3 separate regions of the Mus musculus genome follow, and regions 1 and 2 are each linked to region 3. A link is a loop called in an ENCODE intact Hi-C map of the cell type or tissue named here. Cell type or tissue: left cerebral cortex. All regions are shown on one strand. Region 1 holds the start of H3f3b (H3.3 histone B). Region 2 holds the start of Mrpl38 (mitochondrial ribosomal protein L38). Region 3 holds the start of Wbp2 (WW domain binding protein 2).

The links. Peaks named below come from ENCODE experiments on the same cell type or tissue, not always from the same donor. Only the 100,000 strongest peaks of a DNase experiment are listed, where the experiment ranks them.
Region 1: it touches region 3 in a loop (6-fold over the local background); 19 of 42 quality-filtered maps call a loop at or near these places.
Region 2: a loop joins it to region 3, with 4 times the contacts of the local background. A loop is called at or near these places in 23 of 42 quality-filtered maps.

Annotation. Positions count from the first base shown.
Region 1 is chr11:116,019,829-116,027,828 of GRCm38, reverse strand. H3f3b (H3.3 histone B) reads left to right here and starts at 3,325. Exons shown (of 4, transcript NM_008211.3): 1 at 3,325-3,450; 2 at 3,810-3,947; 3 at 4,051-4,204; 4 at 4,294-5,868. The coding sequence starts at 3,820. The coding sequence ends at 4,422. In left cerebral cortex, CTCF peaks have their summits at 3,925 (motif pointing left) and 6,998 (motif pointing right); DNase peaks (open chromatin) are centred at 3,181, 3,663, 4,224 and 7,073; H3K4me3 peaks cover 2,370 bases; H3K27ac peaks cover 2,068 bases.
Region 2 is chr11:116,134,321-116,142,320 of GRCm38, reverse strand. It overlaps Mrpl38 (mitochondrial ribosomal protein L38), which reads left to right and starts at 3,453. Exons shown (of 9, transcript NM_024177.3): 1 at 3,453-3,610; 2 at 3,700-3,879; 3 at 6,996-7,130; 4 at 7,205-7,413; 5 at 7,816-7,888. The coding sequence starts at 3,544. It overlaps Fbf1 (Fas (TNFRSF6) binding factor 1), which reads left to right. Exons shown (of 31, transcript NM_172571.3): 31 at 1-36. In left cerebral cortex, CTCF peaks have their summits at 3,288 (motif pointing left) and 3,819; DNase peaks (open chromatin) are centred at 3,450 and 3,739; H3K4me3 peaks cover 1,310 bases; H3K27ac peaks cover 978 bases.
Region 3 is chr11:116,083,566-116,091,565 of GRCm38, reverse strand. It overlaps Wbp2 (WW domain binding protein 2), which reads left to right and starts at 4,571. Exons shown (of 8, transcript NM_016852.3): 1 at 4,571-4,699; 2 at 7,619-7,727. The coding sequence starts at 4,641. In left cerebral cortex, CTCF peaks have their summits at 2,381 (motif pointing left), 3,944 and 4,575; DNase peaks (open chromatin) are centred at 3,989 and 4,489; H3K4me3 peaks cover 2,341 bases; H3K27ac peaks cover 2,034 bases.

The DNA.
Region 1 (8,000 bases), 64 kb after region 3:
GCTTATTTGTCTTGTGTTGATCTGACTGTACTTTCAGCTCCTCCCCATTTCCTTTGCAGCTTTCCCTCCCATCGATCAATTCAGGACAAAGGAAAAACAAAAAAAACAAAAAACAAAAAACCCTATAACTATTAAATAAGAGAGGGATTGGCTTCTTTAGTCTCTCTTAGATGAATGAATTAATTACATCTACATCTTATTCTCTCCTGGGGCAGGCTTTAGATTTCCTTTGACAATAAAAGCCAGGGAAAAATAAGTCGGTAATTTTTTTCCACACATGCATGTGATCCTAGCACTAAAGCAGAGACAGGAGGATTTCCACAAGTTGAAGTCCATCCTGGACTACTTAATAAGACCATCTCTCAAAACACAAGAACATGAGTGTGGAAGCCAGGCATAGCAGTGTGCTACTTTAACCCCAGAGGCAGATGGGGCACTGTGAGTCCAGCCACCATGGTGGTGAAGAAGAAAAGAAGAGGGGGGAGTTGGAGGAAGAGAGAAGAGAGAAGAAAGAAAGAAAGAAAGAAAGAAAGAAAGAAAGAAAGAAAGAAAGAAAGAAAGAAAGAGAGAGAGAAAGAAAGAAAGGAAGGAAGGAAGAAAACCGGGCCTTTAATCCCAGCACTTGGGAGGCAAAGGCAGGCAGATTTCTGATTTTGAGACCAGCCTGGTCTACAAAGTGAATTCCAGGACAGCCAGGGCTATACAGAGAAACCCTGTCTCTAAATAAATAAATAAATAAATCTTTTTTTTTTTTAAAGAAGAAAGGAAGAAAGAAGGAAGGAAGGAAAGGTGTGTTAGCACAGGGCTTTAACCACAGCACTCAGATCCCTGAGATGGATGGATGGATGGATGGATGGATGGATAGATAGATAGATAGATAGATGTGTCAGCCTCAGCTACATGAAAACCTATCTCCAAAAACAGTAACAGCTTAGGTCTAATAATTAAAGCTGTATGGTACTTGTTAAGAGGACTCCAGAGCCAAGTGTGGGAGATCTCACAATCTCATCCTTTGGAAGAATGAGGCAGGAGGATAGTCACAAGATCAAGATATACTGGAATACATAGTGATTTTCAGGGTAGCCTGGGCTACAGAGTGAGACCCCTGTCTCAAAGGGAAAGGAGTAGGCACATGTCCTCACTGACACATCTGAAATCCCAGCACTCTGGAGGCACCAAGGCAGGAAGATGGGGACTTGCAGGCAGTAGGTCTCACTTTTCTGGGCTTTGACTGGTAACACTTAGACTTGCTTTGTTGTCTTATATTTGAATATTTCATTATACTGATAATTCATTAAACAAGATAAAGACTGGGATTTTACAGGGTTTCTCTATGTAACCCTGGATGTCCTGGAACTTGTTCTGTAGACTAAGCTGGCCTCAAACTCAAACTTGCAACCGCAATCCCTGTCCCCAAAAGTGGTATTTTTATAATGCTGGAGACATAGCTCAGCAATTAAGAGCACTTGTTGCTTTAGCAGAGGACCTGGATTCAATTTTCAGCATCCACATGGTGGCTCACAACCAACCGTAAATCCAGTACCCTATTCTAACTCCCACGGGCACCAACCAGGCAAAACATTCAGACATCTTTCTAAAATCTGTCAGGTTTTTGACATAAGTAATAATTACCAAATATTACACAAGGACACCCATTTTTTATATTATCTTCTCCTTATGGACATGACACCCTCTTGAGGTTGTTACTCTTCCGGTGTATTTATTTCATGCAGTCGAATTAAATAGTTCAAGAAATATACAAGCAGGTAATTACTACTTCTTTGGTTGGTTTTTTTTTTTTTTTTTTTTTTTTTAAAGATTTATTTATTTATTATATGTAAGTACACTGTAGCTGTCTTCAGACACTCCAGAAGAGGGAGTCAGATCTCGTTAGGATGGTTTTGAGCCACCATGTGGTTGCTGGGATTTGAACTCCAGACCTTTGGAAGAGCCGTCGGGTGCTCTTACCCACTGAGCCATCTCACCAGCCCCCTTTGGTTGGTTTTTAAGACAGAGACTCACTAAGTAGCTCTGGCTATTCTGTAATTTCTATGTAGACCAGGTTGGCCTCAAAGCCACCTGCCTCTGTCTCCAGGTTGCTGGGATTAAAGAAATGTGTGTGCCAGCATGCCTGACAACTTCTTATTAACTCTAAGTACATTGAAATAAAATATTTTGTGATGGCCTGAATTAAACATGCAAAAATAGGTATTTGTTGTTTTGTTTTGAGACACGGTCTCCCTGGGTAGCTTTTGCTGGTGTGGTCCTGCCTTTAAACTCACATGGCTTTGCCTGCCTCCAGAGCGCTAGGATGCAAGGAACAGTCCCCTTTTGTTGTTTTTTGTTTTCTTGAAACTGTTTTATATATCCTAGACTGGCCTTGACTTAAGTAGCTGTGAATGACCTTGAATTTTGGATCCTGATTCCATCTCTGATATTACCTTCATGCACCTGGAGCTTGGTTTATGTAGTCCTGGAGAAAAAACAAACAAACCAGGATTTATAAAAGACAAGATCTCTGTAGGTAGGTCTGCTTGGCCTGGAACCCCCCACCCCCTGTGGATCAGGCTGGCCTCATGTTCACAGAAATCTGCTTGCCTTTGAGCTTCCTAAAAGCTGAGATTAAAGGCCTGCAGCACCACCCAACTCGGAAATAATTTTTTTGAATTTTGATTCTTTGTGTCTATTACCCTTCCCCATCAAACAATTGCTTTATGCTTTAGAATGTGTATGCATTTACAGTGCACAAAACACTATATGCTGTAAGATGACTGACTGGATTACATTTCTCATACTATATTAAACGATGAAAATTACAGAAAGTAAATTATTCAGGGAATAATTTCATCCTACATTAAAATAATAGTAATAATTACTATTATTATATTTACGCAAAATCTCTCTAAAATGGTCTCTTGATGCAAAAAAGTCGTAGACTCTTGCCGACCCAACTTTCTTAAATTCCAGGAGACTAGTGCAATTCATTTGCATTGACTTTCTATTGTAGAGCTTTGGAACCAAGAGAAGGATCCAAACATAGCTCCATTTTATCCAATCAGAAGAGCTCCCTAGTGCTAAACTCTGATTCGTCTGTTCCTCTTTGCATCCAGCCAATCCTGAAGCAATTGTAACAGCCAATCAGTGGCCTGAACACCGGCCAATCAGGAAACGGCCCCGAAGTACGGCCTTTGTGTCGGGAGATGTCAGCGCGTCGGCGAAAGCTCCCGCCAATCGAAAAAGTCGTTGGTGTATGCAAATCAGGGTTCTGTGACGCACTGACGCAGCGTGCAGCGTCTCTATAAATATGGAGGCGTCGGGGGGCTTGGAGCGCAGAGCGGTTTGGTCGTTCGTTGGTGGAGTATCTGCCCGTTCTGCTCGCCGATTGCGGCTCTTGTTCGAGCGCTTCCAGCGTCGCCTCGGTCTCAGCAAGGGCCCCAGACTCGGCTTTGGGTGAGTTCGCGGCTCTGCCGGCGGCCGGAGCCTCCCTGGCTTTTAGGACCGCGGTCGCTGGCAGCCGACGGTCTGGTCGGTGAGGCAGCCCGGGAGGTCGAGTTCGGTCGCGTTCCGCCACCTCCGTCCTGTCTGCTTCCCGGTGGTGACTCACAGGTCCCGCCGCGGTGTTTCCGGCCGCCCGTGGAGCGGGAAGTTGCTCCTCCCCGCGCTCCCCCTCCCGGGGGAGGCCGCAGCCCGGCGCAGCCTGAGTCATTAGGGGAGGGGGAGGAGGCGGCGGCCGCCATCTGCTGCGGCGAGGAGGGGCGCCTGGCAGCCGGAGCCCGGTGACCTGGCCTTGAACGTCGCTTGTCTCGCAGGTGAAAAAAAATGGCCCGAACCAAGCAGACCGCTAGGAAGTCCACCGGTGGGAAAGCCCCCCGCAAACAGCTGGCCACCAAGGCGGCTCGGAAAAGCGCGCCCTCTACCGGCGGGGTGAAGAAGCCTCACCGCTACAGGTAGGCAGAGGGCTGGGAACAATGACTTGGCCGCCGGCTTGCGGGCGGGCGCTCTCTCCCTTCTCCCTGACCGTTGACGCCTTCCTTCTTCTGGTGACTGCAGGCCAGGGACCGTGGCTCTGAGAGAGATCCGTCGTTACCAGAAATCGACTGAGCTGCTCATCCGGAAGCTGCCATTCCAGAGATTGGTGAGGGAGATCGCCCAGGATTTCAAAACCGACTTGAGGTTTCAAAGTGCAGCCATCGGTGCCCTTCAGGTAAAGGGACAAAAGGCTTGGTGGCACTCGGGGCGGCGGCTTGATTGCTCCAGTAGGAGTGTTAATGCTGTTGCTCTTGTCCTCAACAGGAGGCTAGCGAAGCATACCTGGTGGGGTTGTTTGAAGATACCAATCTGTGTGCCATCCACGCCAAGAGAGTCACCATCATGCCCAAAGACATCCAGTTGGCTCGCCGGATACGGGGGGAGAGAGCTTAAGTTGAAGCGGTTTTTATGGCATTTTGTAGTAAATTCTGTAAAATACTTTGGTTTAATTTGTGACTTTTTTTGTAAGAAATTGTTTATAATATGTTGCATTTGTACTTAAGTCATTCCATCTTTCACTCAGGATGAATGGGAAGAGTGACTGACTGTTCACAGACCTCAGTGATGTGAGCACTGTGGCTCAGGAGTGACAAGTTGCTAATACGCAGAAGGGATGGGTGATACTTCTTGCTTTTCATGATGCATGTTTCTGTATGTTAATGACTTGTTGGGTAGCTATTAAGGTACTAGAATTGATAAATGTGTACAGGGTCCTTTTGCAATAAAACTGGTTATGACTTGATCCAAGTGTTTAACCATACATCACTGTGATAGAATGTGGGCTTTTTCAAAGGTTGAAGATACAAGTTTTAGCCACAGTGTAACAGTTTCCTTTAAAAAAAAAAAAGTAAACCTGGCAGCTATAGAATACACTATGTGCATTTATAATAGCTATTTTATATATTGTAGTGTTCAACATTTTTAAATTAAATGTTTTACATTCACAAGTGGTGGGGAGTCTTGTCATTAAGGTGTGTGTAATTTAGTCCAGTTGGTATTTCCTGACTAGACTGCATTTGTTTTTAACAGTAGAAAAATGCTATGCGTATTAAACCTTGCATAAGTCCTCATTCTACCACATGTTCACTAACCCCTGACCCTCTGGCTGGTAACACAACACTAACGGGGATTTTATTTATAAGGGCTCTAGAGTAAAATAACAAGCTATTCACACCAGCATCATCTATTACTAATCTAGTTAGTGCAGCTTTTCATTGTGTTTGGTCTTAGGCCTAGATTGAGTTCGGTTTCGTTTCTTTTTAATCTTTAAGGGGGAAAACTGTACAAGGTTTGTTTTTCCTTGTAGAGTTTATAAACATGGGAGTAAGAACACAGCTTCAACTTCTTGGACCTCTGCCAATGAAGATGGGTTAGGTTACACCTGGTTACTATACTGGCAAAATCCCTTTTATAGAGATGGCCTTCAAGTGGTTTTTAAAAGTATCCTATTGAAGTTTTTAGGTCAATTATGTATGTTGACTAAATTTACAAATAAACTTGTTTATTCAACTAAGTGTCAAACCTAAATTGAATATACAAAGCTTTTAATACATATGGAATCGAGATTCCTAGATTCAGCTATTTGCTTGGTAGAAAAGGCTAAAGTACAGAAAGCATTTGAACATCCAATACACTCTAAAAATGCAAGTATTTGCTGACACAATTCATGAGTCTGACAAAATCTGCTTGTGGTTCATGGGTGGGCTTAATAACTACAATACATGTTTGTTCCCATGGTTTTAGAATATTTGAAATTTTAAGTTTGCTGTTTTGGATCTTTCTAATAGGCCTTACAAATAAACTAGTAAGTTTGGAGTTTTTTTCCTGGGGAAACAGTTTCTCTGTAGCCTTGGCCACAACTCCCACTGTAGAGCAGCAGGTTGGCTTCAAACTCAAGATCCATCTGCCTCTAACCAGTACGGATTTTTTTCTTTACATATAGTTGAATAATCGTTGAGCCCCTTCTAACTACGAGTCTTCCTACTTCTCTGTGTATTTGGCGACTCATTGATAAGTCACATTGCTAAGGAGTGCTAGTGTGCATAAATATAAAAATGGACCCGAGTCTATTCAGCAAGGCATTCTAGTGAAGCTTTAGTAGCTAAAGAAGTGTAAGAGTTTGCATGTATCCCAGACTGGCTTACCCTTCTCAGTCTCCTGAGGAGAAGTTACAAGGTGTGTACTGCCACACCTAGAACTTTAGGTCCCTTTGGATAAGTATGTACCTCAATGGACATGGTATTAATTAGAAGGGGCAGTAGCATAGTCTAGTACAATGAAAACAGTTCTGACCACATTGTTTTATGTTGGGCTGAGTAAAGTCTGAGGCAGCCCTGAGCGACTGGCTTGTTGAGTTGCTACCTATAGTAACCAAGTCTGTGGCTTGGAGCATGTTGGTTATTGGAAAGTCTGAAGGTAACTAAACTGCAACTTAGGCTTAGACAGGGCCTAAGCATGGTTGTCTTTGGTCCTAGACAGTTGTCCTTGGACTGGGATCTAATGAAAGGGAAAGTTGATGAGTTTTTTTTTTTTGTTTTCTTTTTTTTTTTAACCTCACAAAATGCTGAGGGAAGCTTTGTTCCTGTGTGTGTAGTATGGTCTCCCCCGCAGCACTTTCAGTAAAGAGGTGGACTGAAGCCTGCAGTGGTGCCCACACCTTTAATCCCAGCACTTGGGAAGCAGAGGCAGGTGGATTTCTGAGTTCAAGGCCAGCCTGGTCTACAAAGTGAGTTCCAGGACAGCCAGGGCTATACAGGGAAACCCTGTCTCTCTTGAAAAACCAAAATAAAATAAAATAAAATAAAAAGTTAACTGCCTATATCTGGCAAATCAGTAGAAGTGAGCTTTTGGTGTAAGGACAAATGTCCAAACCAAAAAAAAAAAAAAAAACAAAACTGGCTTCAATGGTTTATATTGGCTGCTGTCTTCAAACACACCAGAAGAGGGCATCAGAGGCTGGACAGATGGCTCAGCAGGTAAGAGCACTGACTGCTCTTCCAGAGCTCTTGAGTTCAAATCTCAGCAACCACACGGTGGCTCACAACCATCTGTAAAAGGTCTGACACCCTCTTCTGGGGTGTCTGAAAACAGCTACAGTGTACTCACACATTATAAATAAATCTTTGAAAAAAAAAAAAAGGCATCAGATGCCCATTTAGATGGTTGTGAGCTACCATGTGATTACTAGAAATTGAACTCAGGACCTTAGGATGAGCAGTCAGTGCTCTTTTTTTTTTCTGGTCCCACTAGCAGGCATATTTTGTTTCATAAATAAAACACAGCAGGAGAAGGCATCAGATGCCCATTACAGATGGTTGTGAGCCACCATGTGGTTGCTGGGAATTTAACTCAGGACCTCAGGAAGAGCAGTCAGTGTTTTTAACCGCTCTCCAGCCCTTCCTTTAAATCTTAACTAGGAATATGGCCTCAGTGTCTACCAGTAACTGATGAGAGATGGAGAGGAAGACTGGGTGAGCCTGGTTTCTGGCCTACCACTTTGGAGTGCAGATGTTGCCTTCAAAAGGTTCACAAGCTAGGCCATCCAGTCAAGGTTTGCTTGACTCCACTCTTGTCCTCAGGCACTCAAACTGGTTGGCCAGTGGCTGGCCAAGAAGTGAGGTACCAGAGGCAGGACACGTCCAGGAGTGGCCAGTGAAGAGCAAACCATGCCCTTAGCCAGCTGTCTGCCTTTTCACTTCCTAGAGATCTTGAAAACACATTTTTGCCTGGTGGCAGGCATCCAGACTTGAGCCTGAAGATCTGGAACCAGGTAGAGGGGCAGAAGGAGGAACATAGGGCTGGAGAGATGGCTTAGCGGTTAAGAGCACTGACTGCTCTTCCAAAGGTCCTGAGTTCAATTCCCAGCAACCACATGGTGGTTCACAACCATCCGAGATGAGATCTGACACCCTCTTCTGGGGTGTCTGAAGACAGCTACAGTGTACTTACATATAAATAAATAAATAAATAAA
Region 2 (8,000 bases), 51 kb before region 3:
TGCTATCCGACCCATTAAACTGTTGTATTGTTTCGACTTCTGTTTTGGATTTGCATCAAACCTGGGGCTGTACCGGTGGAGGTAAATGTCTTTCCCTGAGTTGCCCCTGCCTCCATTCTGCTATGTTCCTATGTCAGTGCCCCCTGTAATGTGTCCTTAATGATTAGAAAACGATTGTCCTGGCCAGATGTGGTGGCTCTCATGTGTAATCTCGCACTCAGGAGTCTGAGGGAATGAGATTGCCAGAGTTCAAGACAAGTTTGAGCTACAGGAAGTTCCAAACCATCAACCTGGACTGCGGAATGAGAGGTGGCGCTCACCTTTAAACCCAGCACTTGGGAGGCAGAGGCAGGTGGATCTCTGAGTTTGAGGCCAGCCTGGTCAACACAGTGAGTTCTAGGACAGCCAGGGCTATGTAGAGAAAGCTTGCCTCAAAACAAAACAGAATACAATGTTTGCTTACTGCTCCTGTTATTTGCTGGAAAACAAACCACAGAACAGGCAGCCACCTCTGGAGAAAGCTGACCTATTGAAGTGGCCATCTTACACCCTTTTCTCTGGCACCTTCGGGACACCTGGAGAAGTTAATTTTCCATTCCTGTCTCAAGGGTGGAAAGAGAGCTTCAGGGATTGCAAAAACCCTGCACGGAGTGACAAGTAGCAGGGCCAGGGTTTGAGTTGTGCCCAGGCCAAGTCGCAGGCTCAACCACATCTCCTTGATGCCCCACAGGGGAGAATGTGATATACAAGGCAGGCATGGTACCCGCTGGGACTCAGTCCTCCTAACACATAAGCAGTCCCAAGTTAACCCTGAATGGAGAATCGTGGGTCGAAAGGATCAGCTGGCATTATGGGGCCACCTTGCATTTCTGCCATCTCCCAAAGGGAAAGGGGGTGACTTCCAGCACATGGGATGACAGGCAATGCAAAGAGACTCCCCAAAACCTTGGTCTTCCTGAGTAGTGAAGCGAGCTTAGGAAGAGTGTGAGCTTAGCTGGCTGTGCTAGTGACAGCAGTGATCCCAGCACTCGGGAGGCTGGCTGTGCTAGTGACAGGTGTGATCCAGCACTCGGGAGGCTGGCTGTGCTAGTGACAGCAGTGATCCAGCACTCGGAAGGCTAGCTGTGCTAGTGACGGGTGTGATCCCGCACTCAGGAGGCTGGCTGTGCTAGTGACAGGTGTTATCCCAGCACTCGGGAGGCTGGCTGTGCTAGTGACAGGTGTGATCCAGCACTCGGGAGGCAGGCTGTGCTAGTGACAGGTGTGATCCAGCACTCGGGAGGCTGGCTGTGCTAGTGACGGGTGTGATCCCGCACTCCGGAGGCTGGCTGTGCTAGTGACAGGTGTGATCCCAGCACTCGGGAGGCTGGCTGTGCTAGTGACAGGTGTGATCCAGCACTCGGGAGGCTGGCTGTGCTAGTGACAGCAGTGATCCAGCACTCGGGAGGCTAGCTGTGCTAGTGACGGGTGTGATCCCGCACTCAGGAGGCTGGCTGTGCTAGTGACAGGTGTGATCCCAGCACTCGGGAGGCTGGCTGTGCTAGTGACAGGTGTGATCCAGCACTCGGGAGGCTGGCTGTGCTAGTGACAGGTGTGATCCAGCACTCGGGAGGCTGGCTGTGCTAGTGACGGGTGTGATCCCGCACTCAGGAGGCTGGCTGTGCTAGTGACAGGTGTGATCCCAGCACTCCGGAGGCTGTAGGCTTGAGAATTAGGAGAGTCTGCGACACACTGAAAGATACTGTCTCATAAAAATATAAATAAAAGTGATGCTGGGCAGTGGTCATGTATGCCTTTAATCCCAGCACTCAGGCAACAGGGGCAGGCAAACCTCAGGATTCAAGGCCAGCCTGCTCTACAGAGTGAGTTCCAGGACAGCCAAGCTACACAGAGAACCCTGTCTCAAACACCAATTTGAGGCTGTGAGTAACAATCTAGATGAGAGGGGGCAAGAGTGAGTGTGTCAGAAGACTGCCTGCTGGGGAAGGAGCAGAGGGCAGAACTGCACCTGGTGGCATGAGGGGCACTGGAAGTGCTCCCAGGGACCTTGACATGTGTCAGGAAGATGTGAAGAAGAATTCAAATCTCTGACGTGAGGCAGTGTGGTATCACCACACGCCTGTAATCTCAGCATTTGGGAGGCCATGGTAAGAGGAAGAGGAGTGGACCAAGGCAGGGAAATCAGGAGAGGAGGGAGGGGAAACTGGGGTTTGGGATGTAATATACAAGAAAATAAAAATGACTGTCGTGAGTTCAAGGCTACAAAATAACTGCCAAGTAGGCAGGGGTATATAGCAAAAACCTAGCTCATTTAAAATTAATATTGTTAGAGCCATTGCTTCCAGGCTGGATATGTGTGAATCCTTGTTAGGTCTCTCAAACAGTTGAAATACAAACAAGATCCTCTCTTCAGAGCTTCCCAGACAGGGAGAATCAGAACGAAGAACAGGCTACCTAGCTGAGCAGTCTCCACCCACTCGTGGAGACACCATGACTCTTCAGCAGTACAAGGGCAGAGAGAGGAGCTGGAGAGACTCATATAAGAGGGTTCAGAAACAAAAGGATAAAACAGCAAGTGAGACCATATGAACACCCTGCAAGTGTTCAGTTCCCCTCACACTCAGCAAGAACCCTTCAGTACCCATCAACTCCTCAAGGCAAGGCTGTGGTGTCCTGACCTGTGAACTCCAACACTTGTCAGACAGCAGCTGCTCACTATTGGAGGAATTAGAAGTGATGGTGAGAGGCTTAGCTGCCTGGGTGCTGTGGAATTTAAGCTGTGGCCATTTCTGCTGGATATCGAGACCTCACTGCATTTCACTGTGAGTTCAAGGGTCAGACTTCTGTTAGCAAAAAAACTAGCAGTCATTGGCCTGGATTGGGGATGTCAGGACTTCCTTGAGAGAGCACTTCGGGGCCGGCAGGTCACAGAAGGAGAAGACAACAACAGCAGACACCTTGTGATCTGGGGAGAAGCTGAAGGAGTAGAGCTTTGCTATACTGGAAACTTGAGTTCCAGGGCAGAAGGGCTGAGGCTGGGTCAAAAAGCGGTAGAGAGCACTAGAACTGTGAATTGGAGATGATCAAGAGAGAACAGATGCACCAAGGTGCAAATCCTGCGAAGCGAGCACTATTATTACCTGTTTTATTCCCAAGTCTGACTCCAGAATCCTCCTCTATCAATCCCTGTGTCAGGGCCAGAGGAAGGTGAGTGAGATCCCTGGGGTCAAAACCCATAGTTGTTCTTGAAGCTGTACCTTTGTGCTGCCTCCTAGTGGCAGCTCTCAGCCCCGCGCGATCCAACAGGCATCTTCCGGGCCCGCACTATCAGACCTCTCTTAGACTTTGCGCCAATGGGAAGGTCCCAGGACTTTCAGCATTACGTCAGGAGCTTGAGACCGCGGGGCGGGGCGGGGCGGGGCGGGGGGCGGGGTCTCCCACGGGGCGGGGCTATGGAGGCGGAGCCTCCCGCCGGACGCGCAGGCTTCTCTCCGGCCACCTCTGTCTGGGTCCTACGGGCGTCTTTGGCGACCTGGGGGAAAGATGGCGGCGCCCTGGTGGCGTGCGGCGTTTTTCGGAATTGGGAGATGCCGGGGCTTCAGCACCTCGGGTGAGTGGTGTGAGGTCGTGGAGCTCTTGGGCCTCTGTAGCTCCGGTCGCGGTCCTAAGCCTGCGTGACGTCCCTGTCTGTGCCCGCAGCCTTCCTCAGCCGCCGGACACCCCCGCTCGGGCCCATGCCCAACGAGGACATCGACGTGAGCAACCTGGAGCGGCTGGAGAAGTACCGGAGCTTCGAGCGGTACCGCCGCCGGGCGGAGCAGGAGGCGCGCGCCCCGCACTGGTGGCGGACCTACCGGGAGCATTTCGTGAAGGAGACAGGTGCGGGAGCGACGTATTCTCCCCCAGTTTGGTCCCCGTGGGCCCCCGGAACGAGAAGGACCTGCGTGCCCCTCAGACGTGTAGTTCTGAATTTAAGCAAACGTCCAAGTGATATACGCATAGCTTAATCTGTCTGTAAAACTGAGACTCAGCCGGATGGTGGAGGCCCACGCACTTAATCGCAGCGTTTAGGAGGCAGAGGAAAACGGAGCTCTTGACTTAGGGGCTAGCCTAATCTACACCGTGAGTTTCAAGACAGTCAGAGCACACGGAAAAACCCTGTCTTGGGGATGGAGGTGGTAGTATGGGGTAGTAAAGATGCATTGTTTGAAAACGAAAGAAAATGAAGACAAAGCAAAAAACAGAAAAAATTAACAAAAAAGGAAAAGAAAACAAAACAAAAAGATGCATTATTTGGCTTTTTGGTTTTTGTTGTTTGAGATAGGGTCTTATTAGCCCAGGGTGGCCTTGAACTCACTGTGTAACGAGGATGATGGAGGACTGCCTTGTTCCGCCTCCCAGTTAACTGAGAGTGCAGCTGGGAACCACCAAGGCCTGGCTAGAGATTAGGGCCTCACTATATAGACCAGGCTGGCCTCAACCCACAAATCCACCTGCCTCTCTCTGCCTCCCAAGTTTTGGAATTAAAAGCATTTGCCACCAGCTGGTGCCCCATCTCCTTAAATCTGCCTAAAACTATTACTAACTCTACCCAAGACTTAAGTGTGCAGCCTGGTCTACAAAGTGAATTTCAGGACAGCCAGGGCTAAACAGAGAAACCCTGTCTCGAAAAAACAAAAAAAAAAACAAAACAAAAAAAAAGACTTAGGTGTGTGTTGTGTTCATAACCACCTTTGAATCATGTTTTTCTTTCCTTGTTTTTCTTTCTTTCTTTCTTTGTTGTTGTTTTAAGACAGGGTTTCTCTGTGTAGCCCTGCCTGTCCTGGAACTCATACAGACCACGCTGCCCTTGAACTCAGAGATCTGCCCACCTCTGCATCCTGGGTGCTGGGATTAAAAGTGTGTGCCATCACTGCCCAGTGTTATAATTATTTAATCTCAGTCAGGGGTTTCTACTCACCTTTGATCATTCAACTCCTAGATACAAGTCACAAAGCCTTAAAGCACTAGAGCTGGGCACATATCTACTCAATACTGTTATGTCTACTTCTCTGCCAGTAACCCCGAGATATGACACTTCCTCCAGCTGGACTGCCCTCATGGCCAGTTTTCATGGTCCCTAACCCCATGGCATCTTCTGTGTCCACTTTCTCTCTCTCCCTCCCTCTTAGTCCCCACCTCAGACACCCAGCCTGGGAACCAAAATCCCACCTAGCTCCCTTCTGCTCAGCTGTAGGCATCGTTATTCACCAATCAGGGATAACTTTGGGGGCAAGGTTACATAGCATCACTTGTGTCTAGGGTCTACCTGAGAATCCCTTCTCCCTGGGGGCAACCAGAGCCAGTATTTAGCATTGCAATACACAGCAACAGACCAAACCTCCATAGCCCAGCTACCTTTGAGTCATTTGAAAGGTGATTCTGATAACCAGTTAGGAAACCCATCTGCCTCAGTTTCCCACGCTGGGACCCAGTCTGGGGTCCAGATGCCAGAGTTTTACTTTATATCTCATTTGCTGTATGGCTGAGCCCTGTTCAGTTCCGGGAAGCAGACTGCATAGGTCAGCTTAGTGGGTCAAGTGTTTCATCCTTTCCTGGAGTATCAGGGGGACAGAACTAGATAAAGTCAGGCTGCTCAACAATGATGTTTGATTTGGGGCCGGGGTGTTGGTCCAGTGAGGAAAAGTGTCTGCTGTACTCACCCCACCCTCAGAGCGTGAAGACCCGAGTGAGGCTCTCCCACATCCACACAGAAGCCAGGCACAGTGTCTGCTTCAAACCCCAGTGCTAGGGGTTGTGGTTCCCAGTTCCGTTTCAACACTGGAGTTGTGAACTCTGCTCAGGCAGACAAGATGGGAGGTGTTAGGTTACCAACGTAGCCTAAGTTCCCCAACCTGGGTGAGAAATGAGGCAGGCTGAGGAAATGCATGCAGGGCCTGTGATGAGCTGGGGGGGAGGGTGTCCTGCTTAGCTGAGGGGTGAGTGTCCTGGAGCGCTGCAGGGCCTTCTGTGGGAGACTTAGGTGGGGCATCTCCATATGACTAAGGCTTCTTGATGAGAGAGACAGTCCTTGCTTGTCCATACTGTTCATTGGTGGTGACAGTGGATGCATACAACTTACTCAGGGTAGACCAGAGACTAAACAGGAAGGAATGTCCAGGAAGGTTCATTGGCTAAATCCTTGGGGCCAGCCCATCCAGATTATCATGGAGAACTGTTCCGTGCTGTGTGACTAGTGGTCACCATCCCCATGTGAGGTGTCGTGGTCACGTACTCAAGGAACCAGGTCAGGAGCAGATGAAACGCCTGCGGTCTCAGATATGAGAACACCGGGGCTCCTAAATCCATACAACATTCCCAGTTTTTGTCTGTGACACGCTTCCACTTGTCCCACAAGGGGTGGCCTAACACGCAGATCTTTGGAGCACACTGGCCAGCCGGTCTAAAAAATCAAGTTACAGCTTCAATGAGAGACCCTGTCTCAGGGGAAAAAGCTAACACTGAGGGCCAGCCATGGTGGCACACACACAATATTTTTTAATATTTATGTATTTATTTTATGTATGAGTCCACTGTTGCTCTCTTCAGACACACCAGAAGAGGGCATCGAATCCCATTATAGATGGTTGTGAGCCACCATGTGGTTGCTGGGAATTGAACTCAGGACCTCTGGAAGAGCAGTCAGTGCTCTTAACTGCTGAGCCATCTCTCCAGCTCCCATACACACACACACCTTTAATCCCAGCACTTGGGATGCAGAAGCAGGCAGAACTCTGAGTTCGAGGCCAGCCTGGTCTACAGAGTGAGTTCCAGGACAGCCAGGGCTACCTTGATTGGGGTGTTGGGGGTCAGTGTGGAATGAAGGGCGTTGGAGCAAAACACTTCAATCTCTTGCTTACACACACACGGACATTTACAACCACACACACACTTAAGGACTCAAATTTAAAGAGAAGATTGGGCTCTGCTTATCCCAACATGTCTTACTTCTCTAGATCCCAAAGACAAAATTGACATTGGGCTACCCCCACCCAGAGTCAGTCGGACCCAAAAGCTACTGGAGCGGAAGCACTTTCTGCGGGAACTTCGTGCCAATGTGGAAGAAGAACGGGCAGCCCGCCTCCGCACGGGTGAGCCTCCCAGAGGAGGGGACCCCGGCGCACCCTCTCCACACTGTATCCAAACGATGCTGTTCCCCCCCCAGCTAGCATCCCACTGGAGGCAGTGCGGGCAGAGTGGGAGAGGACGTGTGGGCCCTACCACAAGCAGCGTCTGGCTGAGTACTATGGCCTCTACCGAGACCTGTTCCACGGTGCCACTTTTGTGCCCTGGGTCCCTCTACACGTGGCTTACGCCGTGGGAGAAGAGGACCTGATCCCGGTGTATCATGGCAATGAAGTGACTCCGACCGAGGTACTGCTCCCGTGCCTGTCTCCCAGCTTTGTGAATACATGGGCACAGCTATCATGGCGGCTTCACAGGGTCTAGGTTTGAAGTTTTGTTACTGTCTGTGACTGCCTAGAAATCACGACCATGAACGTTTCAGAAACAGGACAGAGAAGAGCCATCGGTGCCACTGTCGTGACCTCCCTGACCATGCCTCTTGGCACATGGCCTTTATAGTTCAGCTCTCAGGACAGCAGCTCGGCAGGCTTTACAGACATCTCTCTCCCTGTCACTTGTGAGGAGCTCTCAGGGGTCCTGGTTTGAGCTGGGGTGCACACTCCTTTCTCCAGGACCCCTGCACGCTCCAGCCCTCTACAGAGAAACTGCACCCTGGCGAGGGTGAGCACTGCCTTGATCTCTCCCTGTTAGGCTTCCCGGGCCCCAGAGGTGACCTATGAGGCAGACAAGGATTCCTTGTGGACACTGCTATTCATCAACTTGGGTAGGTGTATGGGGGTCACTGGCCTCTGGCCTCCCGCTTCTCCCTCCCCTGAGCCAAGAACTCGTGGCTCTGGGCAGGGTGGCGTGTTTCAGCTCTGGTTCCTCTAAAAGGC
Region 3 (8,000 bases):
GCAGAGTTCAAAGCTGCTTCATCCCCAGAATATCCGAGAAGTGTCCCATTGAAGCTCCAGTACTGAGAGCGTAGCAGTAGGCCTTGACCCAGACCAATGAACATTTGCAAGGAAAAAAAGTGTGGACAAAAGGGTATCCTGTGGAGCACTGTGACACACTACAGCTTCCACATGAGATTTTTTTTCTTTTTTTTTTATATTTTTTTATTACGTATTTTCCTCAATTACATTTCCAATGCTATCCCAAAAGTCCCCCACACCCTCCCCTCCCAACTCCCCTACCCACCCGTTCCCATTTTTTGGCCCTGGCGTTCCCCTGTACTGGGGCATATAAAGTTTGCAAGTCCAATGGGCCTCTCTTTCAAGTGATGGCCGACTAGGCCATCTTCTGATACATATGCAGCTAGAGTCAAGAGCTCTGGGGTACTGGTTAGTTCATAATGTTGCACCTACAGGGTTGCAGATCTCTTTAGCTCCTTGGATACTTTCTCTAGCTCCTCCATTGGGGGCCCTGTGATCCATCCAATAGTTGACTGTGGGCATCCTCTTCTGTGGAGATTTTTTTTTTCTTTTGGGGGTGGAAGGTTTCAAGGGGGAGGGCAGGAGTGAAGAGACAGGGAGGGTGAGTAGGAGCTGGATGCAGGATGTGAAATCCACAAAGGACCAATGAAAGGTTAAAAACAAAAGCAAAGCAAACAACCAACAAGGAGACTAAAAACAAATGGGAGAAGAAGGCAGAGCAGGACAGGACACATGCACCTTAGCCCTAGCTCTCAGGAGGCAGAGGTGAGGTGCACAGACAGCTTACTTCTGCACTCTCCTGCAGAAGTCCCCCTTCCCCTAGGCTTTTCCCCACAGCAAGCTCAGTAAGGCTTGCTTCTGCAGTTTGCCTCTGCATTGCCCCTCAGAAGCCCTGCTCCCCCTCCCCCTTGCAGCAAACTTGGGGAGGGGGTCCATTCCACCTCCCTAGCTGCTCAGAGACAAATGACAAAAACTCACTTTCTGGGGGCTGGTGAGATGGCTCAGTGGTTAAGAGCGCCGACTGCTCTTCCGAAGGTCCCGAGTTCAAATCCCAGCAACCACATGGTGGCTGATAACCACCCGTAACGAAATCTGATGCCCTCTTCTGGAGTATCTAAGGACAGCTACAGTGTACTTACATATAATACATAAATAAATAAATCTTTAAAAAAAAAAAAAAAACTCACTTTCTGTGGCACCAAGGCCAGCACTCTCCTAGATAACCAGGTGCAGTTGGTGCCTATCCTTGAAGAAGAGAGGTTAGGGATGAACGCTTAAATCTTAGAAAAGAGGTAATCAGAGATCACAGATAGTTATGGCTAGACATAAAATTAGTTCCTAATAGCTCCACAAAGGACAATCTTTAATCCCCCTCCCAGCCTTGCAATTCTACCCCACCAAATGGTATCTTGTCTGAGTTATGACTTACCTGACCCACCTTCCCTCCCCTTCACCCTAAGCATTCAAAGAATTTCTAACTGCTCTGTGTGTAAGTGCTAAAACACCTGAGCTGGGGGTTGCACTCCGAACCTACTCTGTAGGGGTTTGAGATCCGAGTCAAGACTCATTTCAATAACAAGACTTTCATGCCCACTTGCATCGGACTCATGCCCACTTCCTGAGCTCTCCTCGGTTTCCCACGGGATCGGGGCATAACAGAGGTAGACAGATGTTTGTGAGTTCAAGACCAGCCTGGTCTAGAAGGTGAGTTCCAGGCTGGCCAGGGCTACATAACAAGATCCTGTCTCAAACAAACTAAACAAAACAAAACAACAGAAAAAAAGCAGGCCAGGCATGGTGGCACATGCCTTTAATCCCAGCACCCTGGAGGCAGAGGCAGTCGGATCTCTGCGAGTTTGAGGCCTGCCTGGTCTACAGAAGGAGTTCCAGGGCAAGTTCCAGAATGAGCTAGAGCACAGAGAAACCTTCTCTCAAAAAAATCAAACCAACAAAACAAACAAGGAAGTTAAAAAAAAAAAAGAAAAGAAAAGAAAAGAAAAGAAAAATAACTAATTAAAAACATTCTTAAGAAATAAGTTGAGGAAGCCAGGCGTGGTGGCGCACGCCTTTAATCCCAGCACTTGGGAGGCAGAGGCAGGCAGATCTCTGAGTTCGAGGCCAGCCTGGTCTACAGAGTGAGTTCCAGGACAGCCGGGGCTACACACAGAAACCCTGTCTCGAAAAAAACAAAAACAAAAAAACAAAAAAACAAAAACAAAAATAAAAAAATAAAAAAGTTGAGGGCTGGAGAGATGTCTCAGCGGTTAAGAGCACTGACTGCTCTTCCTAAATTCAATTCCTAACAACCACATGGTGGCTCATAACCATCTGTAATGGGATCTGATGCCCTCTTCTGGTGTGCATGAAGACAGCTACACTGTACTCATATAAAATAAATAAATAAATAAATCCTTAAAAAAAGAGGAAGCTGAGATAAAGCAAAGATACCTGTGCTAACCTACCCGTAAATATTCCTATCTACAGAGAACAGAAGTGTTGATCAGGAAACACCAGTCTGGCCAGGCCAATCCAACAATTCGCTCAAGGAAGCAGGCTTTTGGCTTTATGGAGTCAAGTGGTTGGAAACTGGCCCAAACAAGGCTGTTCGTAAGTTGTCTGCCCAACATAACAATCAGGTTAAGAGGAAAAAAACCAGTGACTTCAGTGAGTCTCAACCACCGAGAGGTGTTATCAGAGCCTAGAAACGTGTTCCCTCTCAGAGACTCGGGTCCTGAGATGAACTCTGCACCCGTCCTGTTAGCAACACTCTGAGTGTCAGGAAAGATCCTCAGGTTCCGGGAAAGGATTTCCCTCTTTTTCTCTTCTTCTTCTTATTTGCGTGTGTATGTGTGTGTGTGTGTGTGTGTGTGTGTGTGTGTGTGTGTGTGTGTGTGAATGTAGGTACCCAAAGAAGCCAGAACAAGATACCAGACTGCCTGGAGTGGAGTTACAGACCATTGTCCATTGTGAACACCTGATTCGGGTGCTGGGACTAAAGGCGTGTGCCACCAGATGTGGCTATGGATTTTCTTTTACTGGATTTGTTGCTGTTTTATCTTTGTGGGACAGAGTCGCTGGACGGTTTGGAATTGAATACACAAACAAGGAGCCAGGGCTCAAACCCCCAGCCGTCCTCTCACCTCTGATCCCTGATTGCGTCATTACTAATACCCATCTTGGACTATGCTCTTTAAAAACTGCTGGGCTGGCTAGGGACATAGTCCAGCTTAGAACAGTGCTTTTCGTGATGTGCATGAATACTGGACTCAACTGATCATCATAACTTTGTAAACCCAGGCTCGGTGGTACACACCTGTAATCTCAGGACTCTTTCTCAAAAACCAAACAAACAAAAATCTGTAGCCATTTGACTTTTATTAGTGTGCACCTAGAAAAACAAACAAACAAACAAACAAACAAACAAACAGACAAACAACCCCAAAGCGAACAGAAGGGTCTCTTGCACTGTGAGTTAATAATGTACCTGCCATTTCCCAGAACTGTTTTACTCTGCAGCTGAGGCTGGTCTGGAAATCATTATGCAGCCCAAACTGGCCTCAAATCTGTGGCAATGTTCCAGGATGTAGGGCACCATGCTGTCTGCTTCAAACCAAACACTGGTGTCTTAAGGTTAAGGGTAGGTACGCTAAGATGCCACCCAGAAACTGAAGAGTTCTCCCAACCCTCGACAGCCCTGCGAAAGATACAACTCAGAGGTGGAGTTTAGATTCACTACAGCGCAGTGGGGAGACACCCACTAGCAGAAACGAGTCAGTGGTATTTTCAAAGTCCTACCTGGCGGTTGGTCATGTGCTTTGTCAGTCCACTCAATTATTCTAGGTCCTGTTTAAACCCTGCTGTTTAACTTCTGCAGCGGGATCCGCTAGATCAGAGCAGGAAGCAGCGCCATCGCGAGGCGGCAGGCGGCAGGTGCTGGGCGGGGAAGAGGGTGGGGAGCGGACCGCTCAGTCCCCAGAAGTTCACAGTCCGACTCTGGGTCCGGGATCTGGATCTGGGTCGATTAAAGTGGCGTATTTTATTTTTTTCGGGCTTTGCCAGTCCACTGTAGAAGGGACTGCATCTCGCACTGCTCTGTAAGTTTGCAATGAATACCCAAATGTAAGCGCGAACTACTCATGACAGTTGCGGAAATGAAGACGGCTGGTTACGTAATGTTTAAATGTACCATACACCAGATCATCAAATTTAAGTTACATTTCTTCGATTGAGTTTGCTTAACATGAGGAAGCTAGGATGAGAGAGGCGTACAAATGTTTAAGTAGTCTTGTAAATATAATCTCTAGCCTGGCCTATAATATAAAAAAAGACTACAAATTCCAGAATGCACTCGTCACTAAACGCAGGGCGAGGCCGCGGTTGCCGGACCACTGCCTGCTGGGAATTGTAGTTGGCTGCTTGTTTGTGATGCAGGTGCAACTTGGGGGAGGGAGAGCGGGAGTAAACTCTCCCCACGTGACAGTCCAGATCAGGTGGTTGGTCAGCCTGCGCGCAGGAACTATGATTGGCTGACTGTAATACGAACGACGCCACTAGAGGCGGGCCAAAGACCAGCGCAAGCGCAGAGCGTTGCGAGTCTCGGGACCCCAGTGGGAGAGACTATGGCGCTCAACAAGAATCACTCAGAGGGCGGCGGAGTGATCGTCAACAACACTGAGAGGTGAAAACACGGCGGAAGGATCCTGGAGACTTGAAGGGCGGGTGTCGGCCACTGTGTGTGGTGGGCGGTGGGATATGGTGGAGAAGGAAATTGATGGAGCGCTGTGGGGGGGGGGGCGTGGGGGGGGAGGAAAGAGGGAGAAAGGGGTGGTAACGGCCGGAGGCGGGGCTGGAGGGAGTGGGTGGGTCGTTGGGGAGGGCCGGAGTGCTGATCAGCTGGGGTGATGGGTGGGGGTGGGGCCAGAGAATGGTGTCAGGGTTTGTTTGGGAAGCCGAGTGAGGCCCACGGGTGATTTCTTGAACCCCTTCCCAAACGAAGTCTTAAAACATAGTTGCTATTTATTAGGCGTTCACTACGTCTTTACTATGCTGCGTCAGCTCTACCTTAGGTAATACATAATCCTGTGCCGCAGAAACTATTAGACACATTTTACAGGTAGGGCAAGTGACGCCTAATGAGGTTAAAATAACTTAGACCATTGTGCTGTGAGTAACAGAAGGGGAATTGAAGGAAGGTAACTTGGCCCCAAAGTCAATAGGCTTAACTACTCCTGTACAGTTTTCTCGTATATTCCAGAACTTCTCAAGTTCCAAAAGAAAGGCTGAGGCCCTAGAGGTGGTGGAACTAAATGTCTGTCAACTACTTAACCCGGTGACCCTTATAAAGGCTTGTCTCTTGCCTGGTTCTCTTGAATTCTTAATGGCTTGTGTCAGTTCCCCGAACAAAGGTCTCCCAACTTTAAGATTCTTTTTTTCTCTCCCCTCCTTGAACTGCTGGGCTTCTCTGTTCCTCTTGTTTCTTGTTCCTTGGAATTCTGACTCTCCTGACTTGCACTATCCGGGCTTGGATTAACTTGAGAGCCAAGAGAGACATGATGGAGGTCAGAGCCCACACCCAGTGTAGACAGGCACCCATCTTGGGACTTGTCACCTGGGAAGCTGACTCAGAGGAGAAGGTGGCAGTGACAAGGCCAGGTTCTGCTGACCTCGTGTGCGTAGGTCTTGGGAAGGGGCTGGCCAGCACATGTGCCTGGTGACCACTTCTTTAACCTGAGCTGCCCCTCTTTTATTGCACCAAGAAAGGATATTTGGGACAGGAGGAGACAGCTGAATGGAACCATACGAACTCAAACCTTTTTATCTTGTAATCTGAGAAACCTTACATTGTTTTCTGGTATACTTTGTCCAGTTCTTTGGCTGAGCCAAGTACTCTGATGCCATCTAATGACTGTCCCCACTTCTACCAGTCTCTCTGGTTTTTGAGGTATGGTTTCATTCCTGTAGCCCAGGTTGGCCTTGAATTTGAGGCAGTCCTCCTACCTCAGGCTTTTAAGTGCAAGGAATTCACCAGGGCTCTTTAGTTTCATTATTTGGGAGTGATTCCTTTTTGTTTGTTTTTCCAAGACAGTGTTTTTTGTGTAATAGAGCCCTGGCTGTCCAGGACTCACTAGGTAGTCCAGGCTGGCCTTGAACTTACAGAGATTCACCTACCTCTGCCTCCTGAGTGCTGGGGTTAAAGGCATGTGCTACCATACTGGGAATTTTTTGTCTCTTAAACTGAGTCTTACCTAGGTGGTATCTACCCTCCTGGGCCTCAGCACCTGGTTCATAGCTCATTGCTACCAGTAGGGTTCTAAGGAATAACTTGAGCCACACTTCTGAAACAAATGTGTCAGCAATAATTGAAGTTTAAGTATGATGCTCAAACTTTGGAATTTAAACTTGTAAACATTAATCTTTAATTCACAAACCACTGATAGAGATAAGAGCTGTGAACTTGCCGGGAGGTGGTGGTGCATGCCTTTGGTCCCAGCATTCAAGAGGCAGAGGCAGGCAGATCTCTGTGCGTTCAAGGCCAGCTTGGTCTACAGAGTGAGTTCCAGGACAGCCAGAGCTACACAGAGAAACCCTGTCTCCAAAAGAAAAAAGAAAAAGAAAAGTTGTGAACTCTTCCCAGAGAATTGAGTACATACACACACAAAGACACACACGCACTCGCGCCCCTATCTTAAGGGCTTTATGTGCAGAAGTTTTCTGCTGCTGCAGCTAGAGAAGCTTGGACTAGGGGCTGGAGAGCTGGTTTAGCAGTTAGAAATACTTCCTGTTCTCCCAGAGAACCCAGGTTTAGTTCCCAGCATCCATATGGAACAGCTCACAACCACATGTAACTCCAGCATCAGGGGGTCCAAAGCAAATATAGAATCATATCTTTTACATACATACATATATACATACATACATTGATTGATTGATTGATGCTGGGGATGAGCCTGGAGCTATTTACATATTAGGCTTGTATTTATTTGTTTGTTTTGAGACCATTTTTCTGTGTAGCTTTGGCTATCCTGGCACTTACTCTATAGACCAGACTGGCCTCGAACTCACAGATCCACACACCACTGCCTCCTTGAGTGCAGAGATTAAAGTTGGGCCATCACAACCCGGCGTAGATTAGCTTTTACAAACACTGACAAAAGAGCTCTGGCTGGGACTGAGTTGGTGGAGTGCCCTCATAACCAGCACACGCCCAAGGCTCCGCCCTAGCACCTCAGGAAACCAACAGCTTGGGAGGTGGAAGCAGGAGGGAACTTAGCAAGTTTTGACCAGCCTGAGCTATAAGAAACCCTGCCCCCAAAACACCCCCAGACAGAACCCCACTCACAGGACTTGAGAGCGCACTAAAGTGTAAACCCAGGTGATGCGATGCAGCTGCAGAGGTGAAGGTGGTTGTCTTCTTGATCACGTGGGGCTGTAGACATAGAATGTGGGGAGATTCATAGACCAGGCTTGTTCCTCTCCATTGGGCTGTGTTGATGGTTTCGTCATAGCTCCCGTGGAGACACTCTTCTGAATGACTCTGTCCCGTCTAGAATAACTGACAGCATGTCATCTGGCCACTGTATTTTTGTTTTCTTCACAGCATCCTAATGTCCTATGATCATGTGGAGCTTACCTTCAACGACATGAAGAATGTGCCAGAGGCCTTCAAAGGGACCAAGAAAGGCACCGTCTACCTTACTCCGTACCGGGTAAGTTGTACAGCAGGATGGTTGGACTAGAGGCTCTGTGCTTTCAGAGGGTCATGTGCGTGTCTTCTTCAGCCTTGTGACACCAGTGGCCCCTGAACCCTGGGGACTGTTAGCGCCTTGCTCGGCCTGTTTTTCTGTCACATGATCCTGGATTCTAGAAGCATACTGGCCCTTTGTGCCGCTCTCCTGACCTGGGCCATGCAAATTCCACAAAACTCTCTCTGAGGTAGGATGTAGCTGCCGGGATGACTTGCCTAGAGTAGCCCTTGCGAC